3 separate regions of the Homo sapiens genome follow, and regions 2 and 3 are each linked to region 1. Evidence: chromatin contacts called from ENCODE Hi-C or POLR2A ChIA-PET data. All regions are on one chromosome and are shown on one strand. Each heading gives the region's core, a stretch centred on a gene start or an enhancer-like site at or near the end of the contact. The rest is flanking DNA. Distances are from core to core; before and after follow the strand shown.

Region 1 (2,700 bases), core at 132-2,631:
CTGACCTCAGGTGATCCGCCCACCTCGGCCTCCCAAAGTGCTGGGATTACAGACATGAGCCACCGTGCCCGGCCCAGGGAGCTCTTAATACATATTAACTGTTACTGCTTCTTAGGATGTTAATAAGTTCTTTCCTTATGTAGGCCCTTAGGGCCCGTTTCTGAATGGCCTATGTGTAAATACAAGGACTTAACACAAGGCTATGGCCCATTCCTTGCTCTCCAGGAGTCAAATCTCGGCGATTTTGCATCAGTGGCAGCCTAAGCGTTACAGCAGGAAAGAACTCCACAAAGTGTCTCACGCTTCATTTAATCTGAAGAATATTACAGGCTCTCCGTCTTCAGATATAAATTATTTATAACGTTACAGAACAAGCAGCGAATTCAACCACTTAAGAACTAAGGAAGTCTACATGGTGTTAATTGCTGGCCACAGTCCTCCCGATCTGGTTTTTTAAAAAAGTCCCCCGGGCCCCCATTTCAGTAGACGTGCACCATGCCGTAGAGGAACGTCCAGAACAGGACGTAGGTGAAGAGGCCCCCGATGAGGCCTCCTGTAAAGAGAGGTCTCCGTGATTTGAAATATTTGTTCCACCTCCTTCCCGCCTTGAGAATGAGGAGCAGGGAGAGCAGGACGGAGGCGAGCAGGTAGAAGATGAAGCCGTAGAGGCCGGTGAGGCCGAGGATGCCGGCCGTGGCCCCCGACAGCGCTGACACCGAGGTCCGGCAATAATCCAGGACGGCGGCGTTGCCCCGCACGGCCGCCTCGCTGATGAACGGCGGCCCTTCCCGCTTGGCCACCACCGCGGCCATCGCACCAGCCCGGGCTCGGCCTCTCGCTTTCTCGCGGAACAACGCGGAGCTGCGGAGAAAACCAAGTTACAAGTGGCGCCCGGAGCTCGGTGAGTTGGGTTCACGCCGCCCCCTCCCCCTGGAGCTTCCGAGACCTGGCACCAGTCCTGGGCCTCGGATCTTCCAAAGACGCCGAGGAGATTGAGGGTCCGGGCCGGCCGGGAGGTGGTGGCGCGTCTGCGTTCCCCGGCCACGGTGGCCCAGTTACCTGGAACACGGCGCCGGACACACTACTTAGCGTTCCCTCAGACGGGCAGTGGAAGAAATGCCCGCGGCGCCATCTTGCTCGGAAGACTGCCGGGAGGTCTCGGGCTGCGCACGCGCCCAGATCCCGCCCCGCCCTCCGCGCCTGCGCCGTGGGCGCCCCGGACACGCTCCGCCCTCTGCCCGCTTTTCTGCGCACGCGCAGGGACTTCCGAAAGCGGAGTGGCGCTCCGGCCAGTGATTGGCTGGAGGTTTGTTAACTATTCATGAGGGGGCGGGCCGAGCGGGGCGGCCTTTGTTAAGCAGCGAGGGCGCGACCGCGGGTACTCTGCTGCCGGCTTCTCGGAGCGGCGCTGGGCGACCAGAGCAGGGTCGAGATGTCCTACATCCCGGGCCAGCCGGTCACCGCCGTGGTGGTGAGTGCGCTTGCGCGGGCTCCTCCTCGTCTTGGCCTGACCCCACCTCGCAGAGCGGGAAACGGACACCCCAAGCAGGTTGACAGAGCATCGAACCCGGGGCTCCTGCGAACCGGCGGCAAGGGCTCGGGTCCCCGCTTTGCCGGAGCGGGCCGCAGTTCCCCCAGCCACGAAACAGGGATGGCCGGGACCCGAGAGCCTCCCGAGACCCTGGACAGAGCCCAGACTGCGTGCGCAGGGCGGGGAGGGCCACGGGGAAAGGCCTGGCTGCAGGAGCCTGGAAAAGCGCCCCCTTCCCGGGCCTCCGTGTCCCCAGACGGGGAGCTGCTGGGGGCGGGCGCCGATCCCGACGTCCATGAGTCGCAGCCTCTGGAATGAGGAAATGCTTCCTCCGCTGCAGCCTGCGCCGCCGCCCGGAGGGAGATCTGGGGGTGGGGCTCTCCCGAGCCTGCCGTGGCAGCCCCTGCCCCCTTCCTGTCCAGCCTTGCTCCTCCAACCCACTCGCCGCCTGGTCCAGGGTGGACGCTCGTATAGCTGCGATGAGCGTTTCCTCTTCGAACTTTTCCTGGGTCTCCAGCCCTTAAGGCAAAAAAGTCCAGGCCTCCCTCCTGGCACTTGAGTCCTGAGTAGACCCTCCGGGGGCTAGCCTAGGCCCCTGGCCGCCCTCTGGCTTGTTTTAGGTGCTGGGTGCTATTAGACTAGGCAGAGGGAGGAAGGAAGGCTGGGACGTTAGACTCAGACGCCGGTGTCACAGAGGGACACAACCCTATGACAGAGGTGGGGAGTCCCAGAGAGAAGTGCTCAGCCAGAAAAGACCACCTCAGGAAAGACTCAGGTCTCCTGCCTACCTCCCGACAGCGTTCAGAGAATGAGAAGAAATGCCTGCCCGGTGGGCAGTAGGTCAAGCGAAAGTCCCCGCCCTGGAGCCATAGGGACTGGGTGTGTTATCTCAGTTGGGTGTGCTGGAGAAGCTCCAGCAATCAGGTGGGTGGAGGCAGAGAAGCCACTGATAAAGGCGACAAGTGAGGCTGAGCTTAGAGCACTGGCTCAGGCCTGGGCCAGGAGGAAACATTGCTGGACCAGCTGACAGCTGTCCTAAGCTTCACCCTCCCTGCACCAGCTTGACTTTTTTTTTTTTTTTTTTTTTGAGACAGTCTTGCTCTGTCGCCCAGGCTGGAGTACAGTGGCGCGATCTCGGTTCATTGCAACCTCCGCCTCCTGGGTTCAAG
Region 2 (2,700 bases), core at 80-2,579, 850 kb after region 1:
CCAGGTGCTGCTAACTCAAGGAATAAGGTCAGAGTGTGAATCAAATAAAAACCCGCTTGTCTGGGCCTTGTGTACACACACGTCTGCCCTTCTGACCACGTCCAGCCAGTGACTGCGTCCACGCATGTACCACAGGGATGCTCTGTCCTCAGCAGGGAGGCCTGGGTCCCGGTACACAATGCTCAGTGTGCCTGCGTAGGTACGCCTGCAGGCACGAGGGCACATCGCACAGTTACACGTGTGTGACCGCACAGCCCAGGACTGTTGTTAATATCGGAAATGGGGCCGGGTGCGGTGGCTCGCGCCTGTAATCCCAGCACTTTGGGAGGCCAAGGTGGGCGGATCACCTGAGGTCAGGAGTTCAAGACCAGCCTGGTCAACGTGGTGAAACCCCATCTCTACTAAAAATACAAAAATTAGCTGGGCGTGGTGGTGCGCGCCTGTAATCCCAGCTACTCAAGAGGCTGAGACAGGAGAATCGCTTGAACCGGGGAGGTGGAGGTTGCAGTGAGCTGAGATTATGCCACTGCAATCCAGCCTGGGTGACAAAGCGAGACTCTGTCTCAATAATAATAATAATAATAATAATAATAATAATAATAATAATATCAGAGATGTTAAGGCAGGTTACATGTGTTGAGCACTAGGTACCAGGCACTCTGTTCCCATTTCACCTGGATAATCTCATTTAAGCCTCACAACAAGCGCACCCACGTGCAGGTACTGTTATTATCCTCAGACAAAGAAACTGGGGCACAGAGAGGTTGCGCAGCCTGCCCCAGGTCACCCAGAGTACGTGAACCTGACTGCTGGAGCCGCACTGTGGGGGAAAGTGCTTTAAACGGCACTGGTTCCCGTGCAGCTGTGAAGCCAGCTGCCTCATCAGCAGCACCTCAGCGCTGGTAACACACAGGTTTCCTGGGCCCCACCCAGGCTGATGAGGCAGAATCCCCAAGCCCCAGGGTGGGGTCCGGAAGCTGCATTTTAACGAGGTCCCCTAGGTGATTCTGTACTGCAGCCAGGGTGGGCAGCCATGGGTCCAGCCTACGTTCAGCTGCCTGACAGGGTTGAACAGGGCATGGCAGGGTGGGACAGGGGCTGTCCCTCCCAAGTCCCGTTCCCGAGCTCGTAGAACAAAGCTCCTCAATTCCACGGGGCGTCTGCTGGTGGCAAAGCACCGAAGAAAGGGGCAATGGCTGCCGTCAACCCTCCCCCCCAACACCCCAGGGCAGGGCTACAAAAGTCAGTTATGTGGCTTTGTGGTCTGCCAGGCACGGATTTCCGCCCACTCCACCCTCTCAGAATGAGCTGGGTGTTGGGGTTGGGGGGGGTGGTACCACACTGCGGTAACCTACTGGTTCACAGCTCAACCCAAGGTAGGGAGGGGACAGCCACCTCACCTGGGTAACAAACAGTGAGACAGCCCGAGCTGGGCACGCTAGAGGCTCCCACGGTCTCAGACCCCAAGTGGGGAGGAACTCAGACAGAAACCACCAGATCCCCACGGCGCGGGAGGAGCTGCATGTGACCTGAGGTTCCGGCTGCCCCAGGGGCACAAGGAAGAGAGCCTTCCATGCCGATGGGGAAGGGGCTGTGCGTGGAGGAAGCTGCATGGAAGCTGGCCCTGGAAGGACGGGCAGGTTGTGACCCTGATGCTGACAGGGAAGGGGCAGCAAAGGCATGTTCCCTGTGGGCAGAGCAGCACAGCCACAGGCGAAAGTGCCCAGCCACACACAGCAAGTTCCACCCTCGGGCTGCAGCTGAAGATCAAGAGGAGGCACGATTGTGAGAAAACAAAACCAGAACTGACAGAGGCACAGAGAGGTTAAGTAACTTGTCCAAGGTCACCCAGCTGGTAGAGTCAGGATTTAAACAGAGGCTGCCTGACTGCCAAGCCCACAAATCAATCAGTAAGCTGGGGTCCCCACTTGGTGTCCTTTGCCCCTTTTCTTCTGTGAATATTTGAGAATGCTGTCAAGGTGAACCTACTAGGCCTAGAACAGTAGTTTTCAACGGAGTCGGGGAGATTTTATACCACTGCCCCAGAAATAGAGCAACGTCTGGAGACATTTTCTTTTTTTCTTTTCTTTTTTCTTTTTTTTGAGATGGAGTCTCACTCTGTTGCCCAGGCTAGAGTGCAATGGTGCGATCTCGGCTCACTGCAACCTCCGCCTCCCGGGTTTAAGTGATTCTCCTGCCTCAGCCTCCCGAGTAGCTACGATTACAGGCACGTGCCACCATGCCCGGCTAATTTTTTGTACTTTTTTAGTAGAGACAGGGTTTCACCATGTTGGCCCGGCTGGTCTCGACGAACTCCTGACCTCAGGTGATCCACCTGCCTGGGCCTCCCAAAGTGCTGGGATTTGTGAGCCACCATGCCTGGCCTGGAGACATTTTCATTATCACAGTGAGGGGTGGGTTGTGGGCATCTTGTGGATACAGGCTAGAGAGGCTGCGCAACACCCTACAACGCACAGGATGGCACCGTAAAACAAAGAGTCAGCCAGCCTCAAATGTTACCAGAAGCCCTGGCCCAGAGGGCTCACGCCCACCAGGAGCCCATTTTAACATCCAGCCTGACCTGAGTCATTGCCCAACCACTGACGGTCACCACACTTGTGTATCCCTTGGGGAAGTGCTTCCCAGGTTTGGCTGCCTATTGGAATGAACGGGGGATCTTTTAAAAGTATAGTTGGGCAC
Region 3 (2,700 bases), core at 195-2,694, 970 kb after region 1:
CGGAGCAGGCGGGGGCCTCAGAAAAGGGGCCCGTGGAAGGGCTCTGAGCTTGGTGGGCTGCCCCATCTCCCCCTCCCCTGCCTGCCACAGGGTCCAGCGCCACCCGTTCGAGAGGATCGCCACCCCATTCCAGGTGTACAGCTGGACAGCCCCCCAGGCGGAGCATGCCATGGATTGCGTGCGTGCAGAGGACGCCTACACCTCGAGGCTGGGCTATGAGGAGCACATTCCTGGACAGGTGCCTGCAACCTGGCCCTGCCCTCGCTGGGCACCCCTGCCCTCCTGGGTGCTGGGCTGGTTCCGTGCACTTCCCTGGAGGCCCCATGCTTGACTTCATTTGGGAGTCTGGGGCTCTTCTCAGGAAGGTAGAAGGAGCGACTTCCGGGAGCAGGTCACAGGGCACAGGCTGAGCTCGTTTTTCCCTCCCTGATCTCTCTGCAGACCCGAGACTGGAATGAGGAGCTGCAGACGACGAGGGAGCTGCCTCGCAAGAACCTGCCTGAGCGGCTGCTCCGAGAAAGGGCCATATTCAAGGTGCCTGCAGCCTCTGCTGACCGGCAGTCTGAGGCCCGCTGTCCACCTGCTGACGGGTTTTCTCATGGAGAGGAGGAAAGCAAGGGAGGCAGGGGCAGCCCTAACCCTGTCAGGTTCCCCGAAGGCCAGTCAGCGTCTCCCGCAGGGTCTGCTAGCCTTCCGCCTCCCAGCAGACCATCCCAGTACCTTTCTCTGGCCTCTCTGAGGCTTTGAGTCCCTGGAAGGAGCGGGCCCTACTTCCCATAGGGACTGAGTGTCCAGGGCCGTGCAGCTTCCCGCCCTCTGTGACTGCTGCGGGGCTTTTGCCTGGGCGAGCACTGGCCGGCCATGGCCCTTCTAGGGCGGGTGCTCATTTGCATAACACTTTTAGTTTGCTGGGGTTTAAAAGTTATTAGTGCTGGGTTACTAAGAGAAATGAGGAAAAGCAGTTGCTTAAGAAAAAAAAAATCTCAGGCCGGCTTCAGTAGCTCATGCCTGTAATCCCAGCACTTTGGGAGGCCGAGGCGGGCGGATCACAAGGTCAGGAGTTCAAGACCAGCCTGGCCAATATGGGGAAACCCCATCTCCACTAAAAATACAAAAATTAGCTGGGTGTGGTGGCGCATGCCTGTAGTCCCAGCTACTCGGGAGTCTGAGACAGGAGAATTGCTTGAACCCAATAGGCGGAGGTTGCAGTGAGCCGAAATTGCATCACTGCACTCCAGCCTGGGCGACAGAACAAGACTACGTCTCAAAAAAAAAAAAAAGAAATCTCAGCCAGGCACAGTGGCTCACGCCTGTAATCCTAGCACTTTGGGAGGCTGAGACAGGCAGATCACTTGAGCCCAGGAGTTGGAAACCAGCCTACGAAACATGGTGAAACCTCGTCTCTGCAAAAAATACAAAAGATTAGCCAGGCATGGTGGCATGTGCCTGTAGTCCCAGCTACTCGGGAGGCTGGAGTGGGAGGATGGCCTGAGCCAGGGGAAGTCGAGGCTTCAGTGAGCTCGGATCTCGTGCCGCTGCATTCCAGCCTTGGCAACAGCGTGATACCCTGTCTGAAAACAACCAACCTCCCATAGTTATACTGCCTAGAGATGATAATTGTAGAAACAAAAACTCATTTCTCGGGTACCGACTTCACCAGAGATGGTGCCAAGTGCGTTATAGAGACTATTTCCTATAATATATTGGACAACTTGTAAAGGTCAATACCTTTATCTGTTCAAGTTCACCTGGCACATAACTGGTGGATCCCAAACCTGCGCACGCTTGTTAATCACTAAGCCCTGCTGTCTCCCTCAGCACAAGTGTATTCTCAAAACATGGGGGTTTTGGTTTGTTTGCGCTTTTTTAGAAATGGAGTCTCACTCTGTCCCCCAGGCTGGAGTGCAGTGGTGTGATTTCGGCTCACTGTAACCTCCACCTCCCGGGTTCAAGCAATTCTCCTGCCTCAGCCTGTCGGGTGGCTGGGACTACAGGCGCGCGCCACCTCGCCTGGCTGATTTTTTTTGTATTTTTATTAGAGATGGGGTTTCACCATATTGGTCAGGCTGGTCTCGAACTCGTGACCTCAAGTGGTCTGACCGCCTCGGCCCCTCAAAGTGCTGGGATTACAGGTGTGAGCCACCGCGCCCGGCCAAAACATGGTTTTCTTGCCCTTTTCTACATATGAGGAAACTGAGGCTCCGGGTCCTTGGGTTTCCAAGGCAGGCCCGGTTGCCTCCGCGGTCTAGGTGCGTGCGCTTGGCCAGGTGGATGCAGGCTCTTGTGGGCGCGGCCTCTAACCCTGCCCTCCTCGACCCCCGCCAGGTGCACAGCGACTTCACCGCGGCAGCCACCAGGGGCGCCATGGCCGTCATTGACGGCAACGTGATGGCCATCAACCCCAGCGAGGAGACCAAGATGCAGATGTTCATCTGGAACAACATCTTCTTCAGCCTGGGCTTCGACGTCCGAGACCACTACAAGGACTTCGGGGGGGACGTGGCGGCCTACGTGGCGCCCACCAACGACCTGAATGGCGTCCGCACGTACAACGCGGTGGACGTGGAGGGGCTGTACACGCTGGGCACGGTGGTGGTGGATTACCGCGGCTACCGGGTCACGGCCCAGTCCATCATCCCCGGCATCCTGGAGCGGGACCAGGAGCAGAGCGTCATCTACGGCTCCATCGACTTCGGCAAG

The links. Hi-C counts contacts between places; a loop is a spot of excess contacts on that map. ChIA-PET counts read pairs that join two places held with the same protein, here RNA polymerase II (POLR2A). Pooled maps may share reads with other maps.
Region 2: a loop to region 1 is called in a pooled map, with 6 times the contacts of the local background. The contact joins the enhancer-like site here to the promoter of TAX1BP3 in region 1. A Hi-C loop is called at or near these places in 1 of 168 maps with a recorded cell type or tissue (psoas muscle) and 8 of 50 pooled maps. POLR2A ChIA-PET finds 5 or more read pairs at or near these places in 3 of 52 experiments (A549, PC-9 and RWPE1).
Region 3: POLR2A ChIA-PET joins it to region 1 with 10 read pairs in AG04450. The contact joins the enhancer-like site here to the promoter of TAX1BP3 in region 1. POLR2A ChIA-PET finds 5 or more read pairs at or near these places in 3 of 52 experiments (AG04450, B cell and WTC11).

What each region holds. Positions count from the first base shown.
Region 1 is chr17:3,667,259-3,669,958 of GRCh38, reverse strand. TAX1BP3 (Tax1 binding protein 3) reads left to right here and starts at 1,381. Exons shown (of 4, transcript NM_014604.4): 1 at 1,381-1,471. The coding sequence starts at 1,433. EMC6 (ER membrane protein complex subunit 6) reads right to left here and starts at 1,147. Exons shown (of 2, transcript NM_031298.4): 1 at 1,060-1,147; 2 at 294-861. The coding sequence starts at 812. The coding sequence ends at 480. P2RX5-TAX1BP3 (P2RX5-TAX1BP3 readthrough (NMD candidate)) reads left to right here. Exons shown (of 15, transcript NR_037928.1): 12 at 1-901. RefSeq lists enhancers at 1-461, 462-992, 1,525-2,055, 2,056-2,587 and a silencer at 1,094-1,433.
Region 2 is chr17:2,813,365-2,816,064 of GRCh38, reverse strand. The region is part of intron 2 of RAP1GAP2 (RAP1 GTPase activating protein 2); the gene reads right to left. Among named protein-coding and RNA genes, the nearest start is that of RAP1GAP2, 18 kb to the right of the region's middle. Within about 2 kb of position 1,329, at least 10 of the 41 ENCODE cell types and tissues checked have a DNase peak (open chromatin) inside an H3K27ac peak, as active enhancers do.
Region 3 is chr17:2,698,216-2,700,915 of GRCh38, reverse strand. CLUH (CLUH binding protein of NUMT mRNA) reads left to right here. Exons shown (of 26, transcript NM_001366661.1): 8 at 91-238; 9 at 442-534; 10 at 2,326-2,700. Among named protein-coding and RNA genes, the nearest start is that of MIR6776, 6.6 kb to the right of the region's middle. RefSeq lists an enhancer at 202-702. Within about 2 kb of position 1,444, at least 2 of the 41 ENCODE cell types and tissues checked have a DNase peak (open chromatin) inside an H3K27ac peak, as active enhancers do.